Regions from separate parts of the Homo sapiens genome. Here region 2 is linked to region 1. The links are chromatin loops, found by intact Hi-C in ENCODE. Cell type or tissue: heart left ventricle. All regions are shown on one strand. Each heading gives the region's core, and the rest is flanking DNA. Links, peaks and the distances in the headings are about the cores only.

Region 1 (2,920 bases), core at 177-2,676:
CCTGGGGAACACTAGGCACAGTTAACAAAAAGGATACAGGGGCATTGACCCCCAGTCCTCTTCCCATAATATTGACAGCCAGGCCTCTAACCTCCAGGCAAGAGACCAGATGGTTCTTCTCTGGGGAATTTGCCCAATTCAAGAGGAAAGACCTAAAGATACTAATGTCAGAGGTTCCCTAAGGGAATGGCCCAACCTGGTCACTTTACACTTAAGCTCACATTCAATAAGCCCCATCCGTGTGTTGACCGCTTCCAATCAGAATTTTAAGGCTTTGCTCTTAAACATGAGCAGACAATCAGGGGTCACTAGGCATTTGAGGTGAGCCTCTAAAAATAAAGATGGAAACAAAAACAAATAGCAAAAGACAAATTGGAGAAACAGAAACCATGTAAGAAAAACTACTTAAAAATATAATTAAATTCTCAGAGAAAGCATCCATGAAACACGAACAAGATGCTGCTTTGCTATTAAAAAAATCAAGGGAATAAAAGAGGGCTTTTAGAAATTAAAAGCACTGCAGCTGAAATGGAAAACCAACAAGAGGTTTTGGAAGATAAAGTTATCTCAAAGTGGAACAAAAATAAAAACAGAAATGAGGGAAAAGAGAAAAGATAAGACTGCAAAAACAGAGGGAATGAAAATAAACACTCAGTCAGAAGATTTCACAGAATGAAACATCCAGAACAACCAGGGAAAATAACACCACATGAAGGTACCGAATCAAGAGCTTTCAGACCACTTAAAACCAAAAGAAGATCCTATGGGCTTCCAGAGGGGAAAACCAAGCTACTTACAAAGGACTGGAAATGTGAAGGTCTTTGTGTTTCGCAACAGTTCTGAAATCTACACAGCAATGGATCGATGCCACCTAAAATTATGAGGCTATTGAAGTTATTTTTAGATTAGTATTCTATTTTCAGTCAAATATTAATCAAGTGAGAGGGGAGCACAAAAACATTTTCTGGATCTCAAAATGTTTAATTCCCAAGCACTTTTTCTTGATAATTGATAATTTTGGGATAATTGATCAAGAAAAAGGAAGACATGAGTTTTAGAAAACAGGAGGTCTAACACGAAAGGCCCCCTCAGGATGAGGGTGAGGCAGCTGTGTACCAGGCACAGTCTGATCTGTGTACCAGATTAAATTGGAGCCATCAGCATTTCTAGGAGAGATGACTTCCAGGCAAAAATCGCAGAACAGTTAATGCATCAGAATGTCTTGATTTAGACAGTTGAATGTCTTTAAATAATTCTTGACTAGATGGAAAGGTTGAAGTTGACTCAATGGCAAATACATATTTGCCATTACAAAGCTAAACCAACAGAGAAAACAATCATCATTAATTCCAGGGAAAACAGAATTGTACAGAAAAGTAATCAGAGAGTATTATTATAATAATGTAATCACTGGTTATTGATCTAACCAAGATTATACAACACACATGCACATGCAGATAGATTGATAGATAACTATATTGAGAGGATGTGTGTGTGTGTTGATGCTAGTGGAAATAGAGTTAAATTCTCATCTTCCACAGTGGAAAGTCAAAGTGTAATGATTTCATCTAAGAAATATTAAGAAGTGGCAGGGTGCTGTAATCCCAGCATTTTGACAGGCTGAGGTGGGAGGATTGCTTGAGCCCAGGAGTTCAAGACTAGCCTGGGCAAGCTGGTGAGACCCTGTCTCTACAAATAAAATAAACAAACAAATAAAAGAAATCAGCCAGGCATGGTGATGCATGCCTGTAGTCCCAGCTATTTGGGAGGCTAAGGTGGGAGGATCACTTGAGCCTGGTAGGTTGAGGCTGCAGTGAGCCGAGATGGCTCCACTGCCTTCCAGCCTAGACAACAGAGGGAGACTCTGTCTCAGAAAAAAAAAAAGAAAAATTAAGAAGTACTCTCAATTGATTTAACAAAAAACCAGAAAAGTATTGGGTAAAAACAAGCATATAAATAAACTATTTAGGATTATGGAGGTAAATGCCAAGATAATGGCTAAAAAGATGTGAAAAATGGTTGCCTCTGACAAGGAGAAAATGAGAGCAACTGGGTGGGACCACTGTTATTTTTCATAATAAACTTTGTAAAGTTATCTCACTCTTTAAATGTATGCAGCCATAACACAGATAGAAAATAAAATAGATGTGACTCATATTACCAACCATTTTATCTTTGACATGCTGATCTACAAATATTGGAAGTTTATTTATTATCACTGCAAGCAATACATTGTTTTTGCACAGTGTGCCCGTGTCTTTTCTAACTTTCCTCAGTGACACTTATTTCTGGAAGTGTTGGAAATTTAATTTGAAATTGTGTTATAGTAACTTCTCTTGAATCTCTCTGTTGACATCAGCTCATTTTCTCTATTTGATGTTTCAGGAAATAGCTCATCTCTGGTCTGGCCTTAAAGCTTTCCTTAACGAACAGCTTCAATCTTTAACATGTTTCTGGGTCTACTGGAGGCATTTTCATTCCTTTTGTTTTGGCATCTATATTCATGTTATTGTTTGGTGGTGAAATGACTCCTAAGTAAGTAGAATCAAAGGATGAACTTGAAGACTGCTGATTAAAAACATGGGCATGTATTAATAACAGAAGGTAAACTTCTAGGAGGTTATCCTAAGAGTAATCAGAGATGAAGTTAAAGATTTTCATTCAAAGATGTCCATCAAAGCCTTACTTATGACTTAATAAATAAAGGATTACAATACATCCAAATGACAGAACTGTATGTAGCTGCTAGACAACATATTAAAGAAAATATCAATTGGTATGGAAAATATTTATAATATGTTGCTAAGTAAAATAAATAGATCAGTGACCAAAAGACTTTATGTATAAACATGTAATTTTTGTAAAAAAAAATCTATTTAAATATAAAAGAGACATACATTAGAATGCCTGAAGTAGTCCT
Region 2 (2,920 bases), core at 205-2,704, 100 kb before region 1:
AATCTAACGTGGGGATAAGAATGGGACCTACTTCATAGGGTTGTGAAGATTAAATGACATAATGCGCATAAAAGGCTTAGCCCAGTTTAAGGCCATCACCGTCATCATCATCACCATCATCATCATTGTCATCATTGGCATGTTTAGTCCCTCTTTCTCCTCCACTCGCACCACGTCTAATTAAAGCTTATTTTATTTTACTATTTATTTATTTTATTATTTTATTAAATCTTATTTCTACCTCTTCAGTTATGCTCACATATATTCTTATCTACTTCCCTGGCCACTCTGCTGGTTTAAATCATCTTGTTCTCTGGACTATTGCAATAGGCACCACACTGGTTTCCCTGACCCCATCTTGCCCATCTTCTCTATCTTGCATTCTCCTGGCTGTTACAGCGCAGAGCTGAACATGCTGCTTCCCTGCCCTAAACCCGAAGAGCTTTGTCTTGCTGAGTGCTCCCAATCTGCCTTTGCAGCCTAATTCCTACCTCTTCCCTCCATGTATCCTAGATTCCTGTTAATTTCACACTGTTTCCTGTATCTGGCCTTTACTCAATTTTTCTTCTACTTGAGACGCTCTTATGCCCTTTCTCTAAATATCTACATCTTATCCATCCTTTAAGGCTCAATTCGAACATCACATGGTTCCTATAGCTTCCCTTACCTCTCCTGTGGATGCTGGTTGCTTCTGATTCCCATGGCATCTTGTGTACTTCTCTTCCTATACTTACTCCTTTCTAAAGTTAGGTCCTAGCTTAGATGTCATTTCTGCCCTGACTGTGGGTGAGATGCTTTCTCTGCACATTTCCCTCTCATTGCATTTACCACACTTGTTGTGGCCCTGCTAGATTTTACTCTCCAAGGCCAGTGCCGTGCACACAGTAAACACTTAATAAGCATGTGTTGAAGGATGTGTGAGCAGGACAAGGACTTTATTGATTGGAATACCTTAAGTTTCAAGTTACAGAAAGCCATTGGAACTCCACTAGGGGAGGATTGTTGGCTAATGTAACCAAACTGTGTGAAGTAGAATGGGATGGCTGGCCTTGGGGACAATCAGAATCAGTGTTTTCTCTCTGTGTGTCAGATTTATTCTTAGCTATCATGGACCAACTGCTTCCACATGGCAAGGGATCTGGGCACTCTGGCTCAGTACTCATTCCTCCCAGCTTCCCCACCCGAGAAGGAAGGTCTTTCTTAGTTTCTGTTGGAAAGTGCTGGGGGAATGTGACCTCGCCTAGGCCCTGGGCCCTGCCTAGGGTTGATGAATATGGGGTATTATGATTGGCAGCTCCTATTAGAACCACAAGGTAGAGAGGAAGGATGAACTGGTATTAAAGTTAAGCCAGAGAAATTAAAATAGTGGTAGTTTAACATAAAGAGTGGTGATTTACCATATTTACAAGGTTGCACAACTTTGTAAACATACTAAAAAGCCCTGAATTGTAAAAGACTGAATTGTATGGAATCTGAATTATATCTCAATTAAGAAAAAATTAAGCCAGAGATGAAATCTTGCTGGCAAAAATAAGCATTTCTATATTCTTTATATTTGGGCTATTCATGTATTCAGCAAACATTTACAGTGTGTCTAGTATGTGCTGGCAGTTATCTAGATTTACACTGTAGTGGGAAATAGCACACGCACAAACACACAAAAAGGGTAAGAGGGTTGGATTTCATTCTAAATGTGATGGGAAAGCTCTGGAGGTTTAGGGGTGGAGAGAGGTCCACCCCCTGGATGAGGACCTTCTGGACTCTAGGGCCTTCTGGCTGGTGCTCTGCTGTGGTCAGCACAAACCACACCTTGGAAGGAAGATGAGACTGTTTTAAGAGGTCTCTTGAGATGGATTCCAGAACCCTCATTTTCAGAATTTGGCAATTTTGTCCTAAAATAAAGTTTTCCTTGTGGACTAACCCAGATCACAGTATGCTTTGCTTTAAGGCTATTTGCCCAGATTTAGCAAATCTGCAATATTTGAGGGCACAGTTTCAAGACTGCCCTCACTTCTAACACCAACTGCAAGTTTGGGGGAGTTTCCAATACCACCCTCAGGTTTGATGATGTTCTAGAAAGATTCCAATAACTCAGTGGAAGCTGCAATATTCACAGTTATGGTTTACTGCAGGGAAAAGACAGAGACTGAAATCAGCCAAAGGAAGGGACAGAGTCTGGGAGGGTTCTAACTGCAAAACTTCTGTTGCCCTCTTTCCATGTGGAGTGTGTGGGCCCTCCTGATACTAATGTGTGACAAGATACATGCAGTATTGACAACCAGGGAAGCTCACCTGAACTTTGTTATCCAGAGTTTTTATTGGGGCTTCATTATGTACGCATGATTGATTGATTGTCTGTGTGATTGAACTCAGCCTCCAGCTTGAGTGATACCATGTGACACAAAGCCCCCACTCTAAGGCACATGGTTGGTCTTTCTAGCACGACTACCTCCCACCCTAAGACTACTGAGTATGGCCAGCCCCACCCTACAATCTGAAGGGATCAGCCCCTGCCTTAAACAAAGATCCTCCTATGAGAAATGACATAGATTTCATCCCAGAAGATGAAGGCAAAGGCCAGACCTCTCTTTGGGCAAAGCCAAATTCTTTTTTTTCTTTGTTTGTTTTTTGAGATGGAATCTCGCTCTGTCACCCAGGCGAGAGTGCAGTGGCGTGATCTTGGCTCACTGCAACCTCCACCTCCTGGGTTCAAGTGATTCTCCTGCCTCAGCCTCCTGAGTAGCTAGGATTACAAGCATGCACCACCACACCTGGCTAATTTTTGTATTTTTTAGTAGAGATGAGGCTTCACCATGTTGGCTAGGCTGGTTTTGAACTCCTGATCTTAGATGATCTGCCTGTCTCAGCCTCTCAAAGTGCTGGGACTATAAGTGTATGCCACGACACCTGGCCTACCACT

The links. Hi-C counts contacts between places; a loop is a spot of excess contacts. Peaks named below come from ENCODE experiments on the same cell type or tissue, not always from the same donor. Only the 100,000 strongest peaks of a DNase experiment are listed, where the experiment ranks them.
Region 2: a loop joins it to region 1, with 2.3 times the contacts of the local background. A loop is called at or near these places in 8 of 110 quality-filtered maps.

The regions. Positions count from the first base shown.
Region 1 is chr13:44,810,923-44,813,842 of GRCh38, reverse strand. No RefSeq gene overlaps it. Among named protein-coding and RNA genes, the nearest start is that of LINC00330, 2.8 kb to the right of the region's middle. In heart left ventricle, for the core only: no CTCF peak of the experiment used is centred there; no DNase peak of the experiment used is centred there; H3K27ac peaks cover 1,369 bases.
Region 2 is chr13:44,910,835-44,913,754 of GRCh38, reverse strand. The region is part of intron 1 of LOC107984619 (a long non-coding RNA gene); the gene reads left to right. Among named protein-coding and RNA genes, the nearest start is that of TRE-TTC2-1, 5.7 kb to the left of the region's middle. In heart left ventricle, for the core only: no CTCF peak of the experiment used is centred there; no DNase peak of the experiment used is centred there.